Linked DNA regions of Homo sapiens: region 1 is linked to region 2. A link is an interaction called in ENCODE POLR2A ChIA-PET data of the cell type or tissue named here. Cell type or tissue: PC-9. All regions are shown on one strand. Links, peaks and the distances in the headings refer to the core of each region. The heading gives the core; the rest is flanking DNA.

Region 1 (8,588 bases), core at 1-8,000, 280 kb before region 2:
CCTGTCTCTACTAAAAAAAAAAAAAACCAAAAATTAGCTAGGCATGGTGGCGTGCACCTGTAATCCCAGCTACTCAGGAGGCTGAGGCAGGAGAATCACTTGAACCCAGGAGGCAGAGGTTGCAGTGAGCCGAGATCGCACGACTGATCTAAGACAGACTCCGTCTCAAAAAAGAAAAAAAAATTTCCTGGTATCCACTAACCTTAAACTAACAGGTTAAAGGGCAATGCTATGAATGCTGTGCCCCTTGTACATATACAAGTAAAAAAATAATAATAATAAAGGTTGAAACACTAGTGTTATCTATGATGATATAATGGCTGGTTTTACTTCTTTTCTTACATAATTGTCTCATTTAATCCTCATTACCGTATCATACTGTTATTATCACTATCTTACAGATGAGGAAACTGACCGTGGAGAGGCAATGCCGCTAATAAGATGTGATGGTAGCAGGACCGGAACCCCAACTGTCTGACTCAAGAGCCTTCCCTCTTAACCACAATACACTGCACTACACCCCTTAGATTCAAAATGTGTATAAATGGGTGCATGCAGCACAATGTAACTGTTTGCCCTAAGATCGAACAATTACGGATTCTAAACTGAAGAGGAGGCAGCCAAGAACGCCCACCGTCCCCTCAGAGAGCTGAAAACTGGAAAAGAGCCTGCACCTAACCCTCCCCAGCTTTCCAGGTCTCCCACAAGGAAGGATCAAAGATTTGGACTTCAGGCAGAAGACCCAAAAGTCACAGCCACCGGAGGTCAGGAGTGGAGGGTTTCAGGGAGCTGAGACAAATGCAGACGGGGACACACAAGATGCAGGGAGCAAGAAGCACGAGGCTCGGAAGCGAGGTGTGTAGGATGCTCAGACGAAGTGCCCTGGGTCCCGCGGGGAGTTACACACACAGGGATACGAGGCCTGGACCACGTGCAGAGAGCCCTGAAGCCGCTCTCTGAAGCCTCGACTCCCCCAAGTCCCCACGTACCGCATGAATCCTGTGTCCGTAGTGATTGTATCCCCCGGCACCACTAGATGTTTCTTAGTGTCGCGGCCCAGTCTCTCGCTAAGAGGCTTGCGAGCCACTGGAAGCCTCATCTCCATCGCCATCTTGGCGCCAATGAGTTGCGCAGGCGCAGCTCAGTCGGGAGCTGCGATATCCGACTCCACAACTCCAGGCCGCGTTCGGAGGGGCGGGGAAGGGCGGGGACTCAGAGCAGCTGCCAATGAGAACTCACGGCCTAGAGGCCATGTTTACAATTGGCAACAATAAGGCGAACCCGAAGGGAAGGGAGCCGAGCTGCCATGTCTACTATTGGCAAGGAAGCACCCGTGGAATAATAAAATCTCACGTTGTGTGGCGTGTGACTTTTTACCAAAACTGTCTTGTACTCATCATCCCATTTATTGTTTACCAGGGTTAGAGATAATTGAGAAACGGACCTCTGAGTTTCTGTCCAATTCTAAGCTGCTGAAATCCGATATTTTGTAAGAGAGAGCTCAGGAGGATGGAGAGATGGGATCTACAGAAAACACTATTTGAACAGAAAGAAGAGCCCCTTTCCACACGGTTCCCAGTAGCGCCAGGATTCTACATTGCGGCCGCCCCGTGGGTGCTGGCTCAACATCATCATCTATAACCCCAAACCGGGCTCCAGATACTTCTCACTTGGTTCTGTCCTTTCATAAGGACTCCTTTGAACAAGCTAATTTACTCCAATATTTCTTTTGGAAACAAGTTAAAAATCGTCTAAGAAAACAGGTCAAACCTTGCAAGCCAGGTATATTTGGTAGGGAAGGGAAGAGCACACACAATGCGAAGATCTTGGCTTGCATTTAGTTACACAGCGAGTTGAGCGCTCTCTGTGTGCCAGGCGCTGTTCTAAGGACTCAGCGGGGAACAGACGGATGTCTCTGTGGGTTTTTCTGCGGCTCCGTTTTAATAGGAGGGTACCCCTCGCCCCTTCTCCCCGTCCCCCACTACCCTCTCCCTCTCCTTGCCCTGCATTCACAAGAAACTAATTGGGGATGGTAACTCCCCATGCACAGGGACTCTAAAGACGATTAAATGAAATCATTGGCATCAGCTGTGGTCAGTAAAGCCGGTAAACCAAGTCCGCCTCCTGAAGAAAGATCCATCGAGCCAATTGTTTTATAAATCTCCAAAGCGACAGCATTTCTTCCACTTAAGCAAGTCTCACGACCACACTTAAGAAAGCCAGCCCTGCCAGGCAGTCGATGACATGAATGCTAGTGCCCCGAGGCCCTGGGTAAGCGGGCTGCCAGACCCTCGCCCTCTGCCGTGCCTGGAGGAAGGCACTAGAGCCCAGCCCCTCGGTCCAGTCCTGCCGCGGCCATAAGAGGGCGATGGTGTCCTCTGAGCTCGCGTAGCCCGGCAGCCGGGGAGCCAGGCCCAGCGAGCGGCCCTAGGCGGAGCGAGAGTGTAGGCCTGACACCATCCAAGTTCTTCCCGGGAGGGAGAGACGTCGCCTTTACCCCGCGCATTCTCACAGCGTTCACAAGGTTGGCATTGTGGATACCAGTTTATGGAGGAGGAAATCGAGGCCCCAAAAGGAATGGAATTCACATTAGCAGATGGCTGCAAAGCCGATGTGTGTTCCAACTGCACGCGATTTACCCCAGAGCCTGCACCCTTTACCAGAAATAGCCCGAGTGCTTCGGCTGGTCCTTTGCTGAGTGCTTTACAAATACTATGTTATGTATTCCTCACTTTCAGCCCATCTTCGAGATAGGCATTGCTATCCCTGATGATCACTTGGGGCCACCGAGCCCCCCAAACAGACCCGTAACTGGGACTAGAATCCAAAACGACAGGGACTCCCCCTCTCCCATCCCCAGTGCTCCTCTTTCTGCATCATCACACGCACCTTTTTTTATTTTTATTTTTTTCGAGACAGAGTCTTTGTCACCCAGGCTGGAGTACAATGACACGATTATGGCTTACTGCAGCCTCGTCCTCCTGGGCTCAGGTAATCCTACCACCTCAGCCTCTTGAATAGCTTGGACTACAGGCACATGCCACCAGGCTCGGCTAATTTTTTGTATTTGTCTTGTGAAGACAGGGTTTCACCGTGTTGCCCAACCTGATCTCGAACTCCTAAACTCAAGTGATCCGCCCACCTTGGCCTCCCAAAGTGCTGGGATTACAGGCATGAGCCACCAAGCCCGGCCACACTTACCCCTTTACGACCAGTAGACAAGTGGGTACCCGGAGACGAAGCAGCACATCCCAGGGGGCTTGTAAAAAGTATAGATTCCTTAGGCATTGAGGCTGTAAACCCCGAATATCTGAGACAGGTCTCAGTTAATTTAGAAAGTTTATTTCACCAAGATTGAGGATGTGCCTGTGGCACAAGCTCAGGAGGTCCTGACAACCTGTGCCCAAGGTGGTCGGAGCGCAGTTTGGTTTTATACATTTTGGGGAGACATGAGGCATCAATCAACATATGTGAGATGAATATTGGTTCGGTCTGGAAAGGCTGGACAACTCGAAGCTGGGAAGGGGCTTCCTGGTGATAGGTAGATAAGAAACAAATGGTTGAGGCCAGGCGCGGTGGCTCACGCCTGTAATCCCAGCACTTTGGGAGGCCGAGGTGGGCGGATCACGAGGTCAGGAGATCGAGACTACCCTGGCTAACACGGTGAAACCCCGTCTCTACTAAAAATACAAAAAAAAAAAAAAAAAAAAAATTAGCCGGGTATGGTGGCTGGTGCCTGTAGTCCCAGTTACTCGGGAGGCTGAGGCAGGAGAATGGCTTCAACCCGGGACGCGGAGTTTGCAGTGAGCCGAGATCGCACCGCTGTACTCCAGCCTGGGCGACAGAGTGAGACTCCGTCTCAAAAAAAAAAAAAAAAAAAAAGAAAGAAAAAAGAAACAAATGGTTGCATTTTTTGTATTTTTAGTTTCTGATTAGCGTCTCCAAAGGAGGCAATCAGGTATGCATTTATCTCAGTGAGCAGAGGGGTGACTTTGAATAGAACGGGAGGCAGGTTTGCCCTAAGCAGTTCCCAGCTTGACTTACTTTTCCCTTTAGCTTAGTGATTTTGGGGCCCCAAGATTTATTTGCCTTTCACAAGGCTCTGCAAAGGTAAGGTCCAGAAGTCTGTGCGTGTTTTAACTCCCTATGTAATTTCAATGGCGGAAAAGGTCTAAGATTCACTGATGCCACACATCTGTGCATCTCCGCAGCCACTGCCCCAGGCTGATCAACGGCATCTCTTACCAGGGAGATAACCTCCTAGCTTGTCTTCCTAATTCTACTTTTGTCCTTCCTATCATCCAATCTCCGCACAGCAGCCAGAGAGAGCTTTAAAAACAGATTAAATCACTTCTCTGCTTCCAGCACTTCTTGACTCCTGCCTGTCTCTGACCTCACGCTCGTCCTAACCCACTGCGTTACTCACTATGCTGCAGCCGGACTGTTAACGGTGGAGGGTGCCCAGCTTCTCGGCGTCTTGGACAAAACATACAGACAAAACAAGGAAAGAATAAAGCAACAAAAGCAGAGATTTATTGAAAACGAAAGTACACTCTACAGGGCAAGAACAGCTCAAGCAAAGAAACTCAACAGGCTCCTTACAGAAGTTTCTGGGGTTTAAATACCCTCTAAAGGTTTCCCATTGGTTATTTGGTGTACGCCCTGTGTAAATGAAGGAGTGGCCCGTGATCAGTCTGATTGGTTGTGGAAAGTGGCCAATCAGAGGCTGAAGTTAAAAGTTACACCCTACGCCAATGTCTGATTGGCTGTGGAAAGTTATCAATCAGAGGCTGAAGTGAAGTTACAAAGTTATACTCCCATGCAAATGAAGACTTGGCCACCTACCAGCCTGACTGGTAGTGGGAAGGGAGCAATCAGAGGTACTTTCAGTTTTTCATCTGCACACAGAAAAGCTGGGATTGCAAAGGGAGTAGCCTCTGGTCCTTTGGTTACTTGGACGTGGAAAGTTGGGGTTTTCCTTTTGATTTAGTTCTAGAAAGTCAGTGTGAATCAGCCTTATGTTCCCTGCCTCCAGACCCTATTCTCCTGCCTCAAGACTAGCTGGCTTCCCCTCGGTTCCACAGCACCAAGCTTCTCATCACTCCAGGGCCCTTCACTCTGGTCTCTTTCTGCATGAATTCTCTTCTCCCAGGCTTTTGTGTGGCTGGCTCCTTCTCCTCACTCATGGCTTGCTCAAACATCACCTCCTCAGAGAAGACTTCCCTGATCACCTTATCTGGAATAACTTTCCAGTCCTTTTTTTTAATCCCTTGATCCTGTTTTACTTCTTGTCACTGATTTTTCTTTTTCTTTTCTTTTCTTTCTTTTTTGAGAGAGAGACTTGGTCTTGTCACCCAGGCTGGAGTGCAATGGCGCGATCTCAGCTCACTGCAACCTCTGCCTCCTGGGTTAAAGAGATTCTCCTGCCTCAGCCTCCGGAGTAGCTGGGATTACAGGAACCCATCACCACGCCCAGCTAATTTTTGTATTTTTAGGAAATACGGGGTTTCACCATGTTGGCCAGGCTTGTTTCAATCTCCTGACCTGAAGTGATCTGCCCACCTTGGCCTCCCACAGTGCTGGGATTACAGGTGTGAGCCACCATGCCTGGGCTTCAATTTTCTTTCTTTTTTTTTTTTTTTTTGTTCATTGATTGCAGTCTCCCCCCACTAGAACATGCATTGCTGAAAACAGGGACTTTATCTATTCTGTTCATCATATATCAATGCTTAGATCCAGGCCTGGCACACAGGGCAGCCATAAAATATTTGTTGAAAAAAATACAATATATTTACAAAATACAGATTTGCTTGTCTGCTCATCGCCTGTCTTCCCACAGGATATGAGCCCCACCAATACCCAGACTGTCCATTTGGTTCACTGCCCATTTCGTATATATGCTTGATATATAGTAGGCCCTTGTATTAAGCATGCATTTGCTCTTTTTTTTTTTTTTTTTTTTTTTTTTGAGACGGAATCCTGCTCTGTCGCCCAGGCTAGAGTGCAATAGTGTGGTCTCTGCTCACTGCAACCTCTGCCTCCTGGGCTCAAGCGATTCTCCTCTTGAACCTACTGCAGCCTCCTGAGTAGCTGGGATTTTAGGCACCTGCCACCACGCCTGGCTAATTTCTGTATTTTTAGTAGAGACGGGGTTTCACCATGTTGGCCAGGCTGTTCTCGAACTCCTAACCTGGTGATCCACCCGCCTCGGCCTCCCAAAGTGCTGGGATTACAGGTATGAGCCACTGTGCCCAGAGCCTTTGCTTTTCTGTACTCAGATGCTTTGAGATCTTGGGGACTTGCTCTTCCCAGAGGGACTGCCCCAACCAGGGTTAACTGGTTCCTGGAGATAGTGAAGAACTCACCCAGGAGGTCCCTTGCAAATGCATGCCACCCAATCCAGAGCCCACACCCACAAACACCTCCTTTATTAGGCTCTCTTACTCAGGGCCAGTATCCAACTGCCCTGATCATCCCAAGGCCAGACACCAGACAGCTAGGGAAAGCCCTTATATAAACCCCAGCACCTACTGCAGTTATTCAAACCAACCAATCCTAAGGCTGCTTACCTTGCCTCACCCATTCCTTCCCATGGAAACCACAATAAAGGCTCTTGCTCATGTTTACCCCTCCTTCCCTCTGCCTCCTGACCAACCCGGTGCTTTCCTGTGCGGCTCTGCATGGCGCACCCTGCCTCTTGTTTCTAGAACAAAGATTTCCATGTTGGCATACCATGTCAGATTTCAGGACCCTTGAAACAGCTCTCTGCTGGGCGCAGTGGCTCACGTCTGTAATCCCAGCTCTGTAGGAGGCTGGGTGGGTGGATCACTTGAGGTCAGGAGTTCAAGACCAGCCTGGCCAACATGGTGAAACACTATCTCTACTAAAAATACAAAAATTAGCCGGGCATGGTGGCAGGTGCCTGTAATCTCAGCTACTCAAGGGGCTGAGACAGGAGAATTGCTTGAACCTGGGAGGTGGAGGTTGCAGTGAGCCGAGATTGTGCCATTCCACTCAAGCCTGGTTGACAGAGTGAGACTCCATTAAAACAAACAAACAAACAACAACAACAACAACAAATCTCTCAGTAAATCTCTGTTGAATTGATGAATAAACTTTTTCAGCAGGCATTTGCTGGGCACCAGCTATGTGCTGTGGGACCACAGAGCTGGATCATTTGAGGCCCCAGTCATCAAAGTGCTAAGATGTTCAAAGATGGGGAAGGGAGAGGGAGGACAGACAGAAAAGCTTGCCTGACAGAGGAAGCATTTGAATGAGCCTTGAAATGAGGGAACCATGGACCCTGAGGAGTTGGGGTGGGGAACAGGTGAACTCCAGGTGAAAGTAACTGGCAAGGAAATTCTGAAAAACATGAAAACAGAGGCAGCAGGGACTCTCTAGCCCAAAACTCTTGGTTCAATCCTCATCTACCTACTGGGTTCACCTCGTGTTCCATTGAAATAGTAAAATGGTAAAAATAACTGCATAAACCTTTTTTTTTTTTTTTTTTTGAGACAGAGTCTCGCTGGAGTACAATGGTGCGATCTTGGCGCACTGCAACTTCCACTTCCCAGGCTCAAGTGATTCTTGTGCCTCAGCCTCCCAAGTAGGTGGGATTATAGGCGCCTGCCACCACGCCCAGCTAATTTTTATATTTTCAGTAGAGCTGGGGTTTCCCCATGTTGGCCAGGCTGGTGTCGAACTCCCAGCCTCAAGTGATCCGCCCACCTGTGCCTCCCAAAGTGCTGGGACTATAGGCGTGAACCACTACGCCTGGCCAACTGCATAAACTTTCTAAGCAGAGACGTGCACACAGATTTCAGCCTAAGGATGCTCATCAAAGCATCACTTGTTCTGAAAGTATTAGAAACAGTGTCAATGTCTATGGTCATATTAAGCATGTCCCTGAATATTTTCATACTTCTTCAATCAAGAAGTGGGGTCTGGCCAGGAGTGGTGGCTCAGGCCTGTAATCCCAGCACTTTGGGAGGCTGAGGCCTGTGGATCACTTGAGGTCGGGAGCTCGAGACCAGCCTCACCAACATGGTAAAACCCCGTCTCTACTAAAAACACAAAATTAGCCAGGTGTGGTGGCAGGCGCCTGTAATCCCAGCTACTCGGGAGGCTGAGGCAGGAGAATTGCTCGAACCCAGGAGGCAGAGGTTGCAGTGAGCCGAGATTGTGCCACTGCACCGCAGCCTGGGCAAGAAGAGCAAAACTCCGTATTAAAAAAAAAAAAAAAAAAAAAAAGAAGTGGGTTCTGTGCATCCTCTCCTGCCACAGGACAGGATTCTGACTGCTTTGATGGACAGCATATGTCAGAAATGCCTCTGTGTGACTTCAAAAGCTAGGTCAGAATAGACCATGCCACTTCCTCCTGGTTCTCCTTTTTTTTTTTTTTTTTTTTTTTTTTTTGAGACAGAGTCTCACTCTGTAGCCCAGGCTGGAGTGCAGTGGCCTGATCTCAGCTCACTGCAAGCTCCACCTCCCAGATTCATGCCATTCTCCTGCCTCAGCCTCCTGAGTAGCTGGGACTACAGGCACCCGCCACCACGCCTGGCTAATTGTTTGTGTTTTTAGTAGAGATG
Region 2 (10,688 bases), core at 1,450-9,449:
CACGTTTTGCTGAGATTTTCTGTTTTTTTCACTTGTTTCAAGCATGTTGACAACTGCTCACAGAAGCATCCCTGTCAGCTAGCCTGGGCAACATAGCAAGACCCCATCTCTACAAAAAATAAATAAAGTAGCCGGGCATGGTGGTATGCACCTGCAGTCCCAGCTACTTGGGAGGCTGAGAAGTGGGAGGATTGCTTGAGCCCAGGAGGTCAAGGCTGCAGTGAGCTGTGATTGTGCCATTGCACTCCAGTCTGGGTGACAGAGCAAGACCCCATCAAAAAATAAAAAGGAAATCCTTACCAGATGACTCAAACATCTGTGCTATCTCAGTTGGTGTCTGTTGAGTATCAGTTCTCATTCAAGCTGAGATTTTTCCTTGTTCCTGGTATGATAAGTGAGTTTCAGTATGATAAGATTTGGGCTCTTATTTAAATCTTCCATCTTAGCAGACCTGGAACACTGCCAGGGGAAGGAGGTGCCACTCACTTCTGCTAGATGAGAGTGGAAGTCCGGGTTCCCCACGTGGCCTCCATGGACACCCGGGAACAGGGAGGGTGCCTCATTATTGCTGGGGATCGGTGGGAGTTGGCGCTTCAAGTGGGGCTCTGCTGGCACCATCCTGGCTGGGAGGGAGAGGGGCACTGCTTATTGCTCCCCACTCGGCCTGTGTAGGCGAGGGGCTTCCCACTCAGTGGTGACAGTGGTGACAGTTCAGTCTTGGTCAGGCACAGTGGTTCATGCCTGTAATCCCACCACTTTGGGAGGCTGAGGCAGGTGGATCATTTGAGCCCAGGAGTTTGAGACTGGCTTAGGCAACATAAGGAGACCCTGTCTCTACAAAAAATAAATACATAAAAATAAAAATTAGCCGGGTGTGGTGGCACGTGCCTGCAGTCCCAGCTACTTGGGAGGCTGAGATGGGATGATCACCCGAGCCCAGGCTGCAGTGAGCCCTGATCATGTCACTGCACTCCAGCCTGGGCAACAGAGTCAGACCTTGTCTTAAAAAAAAAAAAAAAAGTCCTTATCAGATTACCTGATATCTGTACTATCTCAGTAGGCATCTGTTGTCTGCTTTCATTGAGATTTTCCTTGTTCCTGGTGTGTAAGTTGAGCTTTTCCTTGTTCCTGGTGTGTAAGTGAGTTTCAGTATTGTAAGACTCGGATTTTTATTTAAATCTTCCGTTTTTGGCAGAGCTATAAAACTGCCAAGAAAAAGTGGTGCCACTCACTTCCGCCAGGTCAGCGTGGAAGCCCAGGTTCCCTATGAGGCTTCCATGGTCAGCCCGGAACAGGGAGGGGTGCCTCATTACTGCTGAGCATGGGTGGATGGGTGGAGGCACGCCCACACCGGGCCTCTGCTGGCACTACCCTCGCTGCCCACCTGGCCACACGGGGGAGGAGCTTCCCACTCAGTAGATGACAGTGGTGACAATTCTGTCTCCTCATTAGGTGTCACCTGACAGCATCCTGCTCCAGTGTGGGGAGAGCAGTGCCTCGGTACAGGGGCGAGGGTGGAAGTTAGAGGCTCCCAGTTGGTGTGATGATGGGGCAGGGGTGTTTTTCATGGTGTTTGCCTCCCAAGTAGCTGGGATTACAGGTGTGCGCCACCATGCCCAGCTATTTTTTTTTTTTTTTTTTTGTATTTTTGGTAGAGATGGGGTTTCACCATATTGCCCAGGATGATATCAAATTCCTGAGCTCAAGCGATCTGGCTGCCTCAGTCTCCCAAAGTGCTGGGATTACAGACACGAGCCACCACACCCAGTTAGGGGTTGTTATTTACAAGTTTTCTTTCTTACTATGCTGTCCCTTTCCTAGTCCTTTGCAAGAGAGGACAGGCTCTCGTTGAGGTGCACATGCCCCCGTGTGTGTGTGTGCGTGTGTGTGCGCACGTGCACATGCGTGTGTCTGAGCCCACTGGTGGTTCCAGGTTGTTGGCTTCTCAAGTATGCGGCCCAGGATATAAGGGACAAAAAGAAACACCAGGGCATTCACCACCATGCTGCTCCTCAGGTCCCAAGATCGGTAGTCTATCCTCCTTCTTTTCTCTACTTTTCAGAGGCTCTTTATGTTTGCTTCTATATAAAGTCCAAGGTGTTTAGCTGTCCTTAGCAAGAGAAATAGGGAGAAGTGCATCTATACCATCTTGTCTGGACCACAAACCTATTCCATGCATGACAAAAACTCTCAACACACTAGGTACAAAAGGGGAACTTCCTCAGCCTGAGAAAGGGCATCCACAAAAACTCACAGCTAACATCACGCCCCATGGTGAGAGACTGACTGCTTTCCACCTAAACCAGGGAACCAGGCAAGGATGGCTGCTCTCGCTGCTTCAACTGTGTACCAGAGGGTCCAACCAAGGCAATAAGGCAAAGCAAAAAACTTCAAGGTACGCAGATTTGAAAGAAAGATAGTCAAACTGTCCCTATTCATAGATGATATGATATCAATTCAACTGTATCTCTACATATTAGCAATTACAAATCCAAAAATCAAAGAAAACAATTCCACCCAAAATAGCATCAACAATAATAAAAAGACTTAAAATCAATTTAACAAAAATATAAGACCAGTACATTCAAAACTACAAAACATCACTGAAAGAAATTCAAGATCAACATAAATGGTACTGGAACAATTGGCTATCCGTATGCAAAAAAGGAAGTTAGACCCTTACCCCACACAAAGATTAACTCAAAATGGATCACTGACCTAAATGTGAGAACTAAAACTACAAAAATCGTATAAGAAAATGTAGGGCCCAGTGGCTCCTGCCTGTAATCCGCACTTTAGGAGGCCGAGGCAGGTGGATTGCTTGAGGCCAGGAGTTCGAGACCAGCCTGGGCAACACGACGAAACCTCGTCTCTACTAAAATTACAAAAATTAGTCGGGTGTGGTGGTGCGTGCCTGTAATCCCAGCTACTTGGGAGGCTGAGGCACAAGGATTGCTTGAACCTTGGAGGTGGAAGTTGCAGTGAGCTGAGATCTTGCCACTGCACTCCAGCCTTGGCACCAGAGTGAGACTCTGTCCCAAAAATATTAAAACAAAAAAAAAAAAAGAGAAAGAAAGAAAAGAAAAGAAAAGAAAAAGACGACCTTAGATTAGGCAAAGATTTTTAAAAGGTGTAACCCCAAATACATGATTCAAAAAATACACAATGGATAAATTTGGACTTCACCAAATTTTAACACTTTTGCTCTTCAAAGTCACCATTAAGAAAATGCAAAGACAAGCCACAGACTGGGAGAAATATTTGCAAATCATGTATCTGATAAAGGGCTATATCCATGCTATGTAAAGAACTCTAGAAACTCACTAGTAAAATAAACAACTCCATTTAAGAATGAGCACAAGCCCTGGGTGCAGTGGCTCACTCCTGTAATCCCAGCACTTTGGGGGGCCAAGGCAGGTGGATCACCTGAGGTCAGAAGTTCAAGAGCAGCCTGGCCAACATGGTGAAACCCCGTTTCTACTAAAAATACAAAAATTAGCCGGGTGTGGTGGCGTGCGCCTATAATCCCAGCCACTCAGGAGGCTGAGGCAGGAGAAACGCCTGAACCCGGGAGGCGGAGGTTGCAGTGAGCAGAGATGGCACCACTGCACTCCAGCCTGAGCAACAGAGCCAGACCCTGTCTCAAAAAATATTAGTAACAATAATAGTTGTAAAAAAAATACATTACATAAAATTTATCATTGAACCATTTGTAAGTGTACACTTCAGTAGTGTTGAGTATTTGACATTGTACAATCTCCAGAACTTTTTTCTCTTGCTAAACTGAAACTCCGGACTCATTAAATTCTAACTCCCCCTTCTCCCCTCCCTGCAGCCCCTGGCAAGCTCCATACTACTTTGGGTCTCTATGCTTTTGGCCACTCTAGGCCCCTCATATAAACAGAATCATACAGTGTTTGTTTCTTTGTGACCGGCTTTTTCCACTTCGCATAATGACCTCAAGGTTCATCTATGTTGTAGCCTGTGTCAGAATTGCATTGCATTCCTTTTGTTCTTTTTTTTTTTTTTTTTTTTGAGATTGAGTCTTGCCTGTCAACCAGGCTGGAGTGCGATGGCACGATCTTGGCTCACTGCAACCTCTGCCTCCTGGGTTCAAGTGATTTTCCTGCCTCAGCCTCCTGAATGACTGGGATTACAGGCGTGCCACCACGCCCAGCTAATTTTTGTATTTTTAGTAGAGACAGGGTTTCACTATGCTGGTCAGGCTGTTCTTGAACTCCAGACCCCAGGTGATCCACCCGCCTTGGCCTCCCAAAGTGCTGGGATTACAGCTGTGAGTCACCGAGCCCAGCCCTAGAATTTCCTTCCTTTTTAAGGTTAAATAATATTGCATTGCATGAACGGGTGAATTTTATGGTATGCAAATTATAACTCAATAAAGTTTGTTGTTTTTTTTTTTAAAGAGGCAGAATCCAGGACAGTGATTATTGGGGCAGGGGGCAGTAAGCAGAGGTGGGCATGCTGGAGGCTGGGAGCCGGCACTGTCCTATTTCTTTGATCTGGTTGCTGGTTAACTGGGTGGGTTCGCATTGTAAAAATTCATGAGCTCTGCACTTAGGATCCTGGCTCTTCTCCACAGGTGTTCATCTTCAATAAAACATTTTCTACAGAATCCCTATTGAGACAACTTCACAGTGTTATTCTGAGGCTCAAACAGCGCCTGGTAAACTACGAGCTGCTTGGCACATGCGAGAGCTGTCGCGGTGATCTTGACGGCTGGTCTGAGTTTTAAATGCCCAGCTCCCCCAGGCCCAGGTTGCCAGGTTTTCTTTAGCTCAGTCCTGAGTCTCAGTCACCCCACATTTGGGAAACATTTGGTAGGATTCAGTGTGTGTTCCAAGTAAGTATTAATGAAAGAATTCCAAGTCCCAGCCCTGCCGTCTGCCCTCTAGGCTGCACACGCCACCGCTGTCCCCGAGCACACTTCCCACGTCCCCACTCTGCTGAGGCCGAGACTCACTCTGCAGGACGAGGATCACCACTTTCTTCGCCACGCCCATCTCATTCTCTGCCAGGCACTGGTACCGTCCCGCATCGTCCCTCTGCAAGTGGGCACAGGAGAGGAGGCATGGTGCTCAGAGAAGAAGATGAGTGGCTCAGACAGTTGGGTAGGGGACTGAGGGCAGCCAGCCAGCAAGGGGCTTAGGCTGTGAACCAGCCAGGGGCACCTGATCCCCCGCAGAGCATCAGAAGGGCCTCTGTGACCACTTGTCAGCAGACATGCAAAGAGAATCCAGCCCCTTTTCACACCCGAAAACAGGGGGCTGTGACTACGGTCCTTGTTGCCTTAGGTGGAACAACTTGCTGGAAAAGCATGGTGTAGATCCACCTCTTCCAAACTGTGTACGTTGAAATCTTACTGTCCCATGGCACATTATTTGAGACTCCTTGGAGAACAGGGTTCCATGGTCAAGTAAGTTTGGGAGACATTGAGTTGACAACATGTTATGGTACTTTGGAAATCAATAACTATAGGAAAACAAGAACATGAGACACCTCTGTTGTATGAACAGGATGGCAGTCTGAACTGCAGGACCTCTCAGGGCATTTATTGTGCCAGTGTGCAAAGTGAGTCTTCCAGAAGGGAGATCGTTTGCAGCGTTTCCCTAACAGGTGACCCATGGATATGTGATGGAACTCAGGTGGCGCGCTGGCTCACATCACTTCTGAGTGGCAGCGCCACCATCAGATGGGCCTGGGGCAGCCTGAGGCCACGTCCACTCCCAGAAGATGGTATCTGGGGGGCCACACCCAAGGGACTGGGGGGGATAGCATGGCACAAAGTTAAGAGTGTAGGTTTGGAGGTCAGACCAACATGGGACTGAATCCCAGCCCCACTGCTTACTGCCCTCAGCCCATTACTTAGGACATTTTCATGCCTCTGGAGCCTCAGTTACCCCTTCTGTAAAATGGGAGTGATAACTGCTAGGATCTTATAAGCATCACATGGAATAATGCTTGCTAAGTGCAAGGCCCCGTGCCTGGCCCACAGTTAGTACTTGGGTAACAGGAGCCATTATTACCACTGCTCTTACTACTGCTCTTATTACTAGTCCTATTATCATTACTACCCAGAGAAAGGCTCCCAAATGGGTGAGATCAAGGCCCCTAAGATGAACTTGAGTCAGGACTGACTTGGGGATTTCTGCACAATCACCAGAACTTGAGACACAAAAGGGAAGTTGAGAGGGGCTGCCCCAGGGCCCAAGGCTTTGGAAACAGCACGGGGCCTGAGGCAGGAGACCTGGGGGTGGGGGCGCTGCCTCCTGCACTTATTGGTTGTGGGCCTCTCTGAACTTCAGTGTCTTCGTCTGTAAATAGGGAGCACTATTACCTGCCTACCCTACCCCCTGAGGTTGTTAATAACAACATTTTGGAGGCATTACCCACAGATCACTCTTAAATAATGGGTATGAGACATCTCACTGATTTCTAATTACAATCCTATGAGGTAGAACTAATTCGCTCCATTGAATGGGTGGATGACGGAGGAATGGAAAAGCCCAGTTGGCTGGAGGTCAATATTGGTGGTAGTGGGAGGATATCTGAGGAATGGGCAGGGAGGTGCTTTGTACACTGCAGAAGCAGAGGGGGCAATAGGAAGAACCCTCTTGAACAATCTGAAAAAGCGTAGAGTTGTCCTCAGTGGCCCCACCCAAGGTGCCAGGCCCCGCCTTGCCTCAGTCCTGCGGATGGTCAGCGAGCCATTCTGCAGCTGGTGCCGGAGGTGGCTGCCCCGCAGTGGAAGGCCATCTTTGATCCAGTGGATGTCCGGCACTGGGTCTCCACGCACCACACAGTCTAGCTGAATGCTGCCTCCTACAGGTTCCACCAGGTAGGAGAAAGCCTCCCCTTGTAGGACAGGAGCCTCTGCATGGGGTGACATCGAGCAAGTTGTCAGAAAAGAGGTTGCCTGCTGGCTCAGCCTCCCATAAACCCCAAAGGACTGCCCAACTCCTGCCTCCAGGGGCCTCCAGAGGCTTCTGCTAGCACAGCATGGTTGTGTTTAGTCAGTGCATCAGGGACAGCAAACAGTGTTCATGTCATGGGTCAAGTCACAAAGACTGGCAAAGACTTTCCAAGAACTGTGCTGAGAAGCATTTGAAGCTGAATGAGAATGGTGCTGTGATTGATTAGTGATGCCTGAGATGGGCACAGGCAGGAAGGCAGTGTTACGCGTGTCATATACTCTCTTTCACAGATGGATTACACTAGCAGCGGAGTACCTGCCAGGTACTTTGGAAATCAATAACTATAAAAAAACAAGAACCCTAGACACCTCTGTTGTACAAAGCAACGCTATGAGATTCATGCTAATCTCAAAACACTCTTCGATGCTCTGGACTGGCTTATATCCTTCCTGGTTTCCTGAGGTTGGATCTACCAAAAGCTGCAGTTCTCTTTTGGTGCCTGGGGCTGTTCATTCCCCCCATCCAGCCCCACCCATCCTGAGGTTGTGCAAACTAAGACACGTTGTCACCGAGGGCTCCTGTGCTACTCCTGGTGGATGAGTAGGTCATAGGGGACAACTGGCTGGCTGGCAAGCTTCTGGCATTTTTCTGCCAGGATGCCCTGGCCTCCATGCTCTCCTCCAACCCTGGCACCATCCAGCTGCAGGTAGTGCTGTAGGGCAATTGGTCAGATTCCAATTCTACCTGCAGCCAGGGTCGTCTTGGGAGTGTCAAAAATACCGATGCCTAGGCCTCACCCCAGAGAGGCTGGTTTACAGAGTTGGAAGTAGAACTTGGACTTCAGAATTTAAAGTCCCCCAGGGGATTCTAACATGCAGCCAGGGTGGGGAACCACTAGTTCAGAGGACAGGAGGCTGGGTTCTTAGGAAACCAATAGATTGGGTCCCAATAGACTGGAGGTCTTGAGAGAGAAGCCACCTGGGGAATGTGCCCTACCCTTCACGTGGACGAAGCTGACCGCCTGCGTGCGGCCCACTCTGTTCTCCGCCCAGCAGACATAGGTCCCGCTGTCTTCTCTGGAGACAGCGGCCCGCTGCAGCGTGCTGCCTCCATCCTGCTCAGACACCCCTTCTGTGGTGGAGAAAGAGAAGTCGGGTGCAGGGAACTCCTGCCCTAAACACTTCCCTGGTGCCTGGGTACCTGCAGGAACTTAATAAAAATGCAGAAACAGATGGGAGTCCCGGGTGAAGGTTGATCAAATCAGACACGTTCCTGGGAGGCACAGGCCACACTGGAGGCTGCGGTTAATGAACCTGCCTTCTACCATCTTCCAGTGCACACTGTGTGTTTGATAAACGGTCAAGGGCAGGTTTTTGGGGGCCTCTCAGCACAGGACACTTACTGAAACACTGCCATGATTTCTAGAGAGAAGGTTTCTTTTTTTTTTTTCTTTGAGACAGTTTCACTCTTGTTGCCCAGGCTGGAGTGCAATGACGCAATCTCAGCTCATTGCAACCTCCACCTCCCAGGTTCAACCGATTCTCCTACCTTAGCCTCCCATGTAGCTGGGATTACAGGCATGTGCCACCACGCTCAGCTAATTGTGTATTTTTAGTAGAGATGGGGTTTCACCATGTTGGCCAGGCTGGTCTCGAACTCCTGACCTCAGGTGATCCACCTGCCTTGGCCTCCCAAAGTGCTGGGATTACAGGCGTGAGCCACCGCGCCCAGCCGAGAGAAGGATTCTAATAATGAACTTTTCCTTTGGGGTGGGCCATCACCTCTAGGAGAGGAATACAGACAAGCAGTACCATCAATTGGGCATCTACTCCGGGCCAGGCCTGTGCCGAGCACGGCCCCTCCATTGTCATTCTGTCCTCAGGACCCCTGGTTATGTCCATTTGACAGATGGAGAGCGGCGCTCAGACAGGCTGAACTATTATACCTGCCCAAGGTCCCTCCCCAGGAAGTGGTGGAGCCGAGCAAAGCCTTCACCACAGGTGAGCACGGGTATTCCACACCTGGGGACTCAGAGTTAGGAATGTGTGATGTCATATCCTAATGTAGGAAAGTATCATTTTGCAGTGGAGGGGACTTAGCAATTTATCAATTCAGCAAACATTGAGTACCCAGCAGGTACTCCACAGGCCCTGTGTCTCCCTAGACATCACCTGGGTTTCCGGTAGGAGGACAGAGTCCCCACGGGCCCCCAGCAAAAGGGGTTTGCTGAGGGTCCCACAATGGGAGCAGCAGCTCTGGACTAGAACACAGGCCTCCCCTTCCTGGCCCTGAGGTCTCTGGGTTGAGTCTTCTCAGGTGGCCTCTTGCCAGCTCTGATATATGGCTTGTCACATATGGCCACAGCTGGGTTTGCCCTGTCCCCCTACATAGGGCCACGTTGGAAGACCCAGAACCAACAGGGCTGGCTGACAACCTCTTCCTTTCCACTAGGTTGGGTCTCCCCACCTGCCCTCCCTTCTTAACCTCCCGGTGTCCTGGCTCTCTGTCCCACCCATGCCCAGCAGACCCAGACCTGTGACTGGCCGGTCGTTGACAGTCCAGCCAATGCGAGGGGTGGGGCTGCCCCGGGCTGCACAGCGAAGCCACAGCCTGTCCCCAAGGCGCAGGCTGCGGTCCCCAGGCAGGGTGGTGAACACAGGCAGTACCAGGATGGTGAGGTGCACGCGGCGGCGGGCCCGGCCCACGGCGTTCTCAGCGGTACAGGTATAGGTGCCTGCGTCCTGGCCCTGTGAGCAAAGAAAGGGGTTGGCCGGAGAACTGCCCCACCTCGGCATAGGTCAGGATGCCCCTGACCCTTGAAGGTTCTCATGGAGCATCCAGCCCAGAGAGGGGAAGTGACTTGCCCAAGGTCACACAGCTAGCAAACGGGTCAGCATCACCACCGTGCCCCTGCCCAGCCCTGCAGCATTCACATGCTCTACTGCTTCATAACCCCAGCCCTGACTGCATGATCGCAATAGCCAGTGTTTACCAAACACCTACTGTGTGCTGCCCTGTCCTCAGAACTTGACCTGCACTGCAGGCCTTGCTTTTGGTGCCCTGATAGAGGGCCCAACAGGGGCTCCAAGAGGAGGAGTTTTATGGTGCATTCAAGCAGGGCCGGTGCGCTCACCACTGCACCCCCAGGCTCCCTGGGTGGCCGGGTCCAATGCCTCTGACCCCTCTAGGTGTGTCCACTGAACCCATCTGGAGAGGGTCTCATCATAAAATTGCAGAATCTGATGAGTGCTGAGGGGAAGGAGGTTGGGGGTCCCACCCATACCCCTGGCTCAACACTCCCCAAAACCCAGAGGACGGTTAATGCCAACGCATGGTTGACAACAACTGGGTAGACTTTCAGGACACAAAGTCATCACCGTATCCCTGAGCCCTAGTCCGAGTTCCCTCCCTTCCCCAGGAGCTGGCTACCGAGGTCCAGGTTCAAATTTGGGTTCTGCCTCTTGGCAATGGTGGACAACTAGGTACACTTTGAGCCTCAGTTCTGGCTGTCTGTACCCGGGATGGTGACACTGATTTCCCCAGGCTCCCAGGGTTAAAGGCTGCATAGTGCTCAGCGCAGAGCATGACAAACAGGGGTCTCAGCCATTATTCCCTGCTGTGCCCCTTGGGGCAGTGCCTCACCTCCAAGTTCTTCACCAGCAACTCCCCAGAAGGCTGGATGGTGAACTTCCCCTCGGCGCCCGACACAGGCTGGCCATCTTTGTCCCAGGTGATGTTGGGCTCAGGACTGCCCCT

Evidence for each region. ChIA-PET counts read pairs that join two places held together with the same protein. Peaks named below come from ENCODE experiments on the same cell type or tissue, not always from the same donor. Only the 100,000 strongest peaks of a DNase experiment are listed, where the experiment ranks them.
Region 1: POLR2A ChIA-PET joins it to region 2 with 14 read pairs; 2 of 35 experiments call an interaction of 5 or more read pairs at or near these places.

The regions. Positions count from the first base shown.
Region 1 is chr9:130,686,315-130,694,902 of GRCh38, reverse strand. It overlaps EXOSC2 (exosome component 2), which reads right to left and starts at 1,123. Exons shown (of 9, transcript NM_014285.7): 1 at 990-1,123. The coding sequence starts at 1,111. RefSeq lists an enhancer at 871-1,060. In PC-9, for the core only: no CTCF peak of the experiment used is centred there; DNase peaks (open chromatin) are centred at 1,202 and 4,742; H3K4me3 peaks cover 3,471 bases; H3K27ac peaks cover 872 bases.
Region 2 is chr9:130,404,946-130,415,633 of GRCh38, reverse strand. It overlaps HMCN2 (hemicentin 2), which reads right to left. Exons shown (of 98, transcript NM_001291815.2): 81 at 10,575-10,688; 82 at 9,466-9,679; 83 at 7,929-8,063; 84 at 6,701-6,891; 85 at 4,982-5,063. Among named protein-coding and RNA genes, the nearest start is that of ASS1, 35 kb to the left of the region's middle. In PC-9, for the core only: no CTCF peak of the experiment used is centred there; a DNase peak (open chromatin) is centred at 7,493.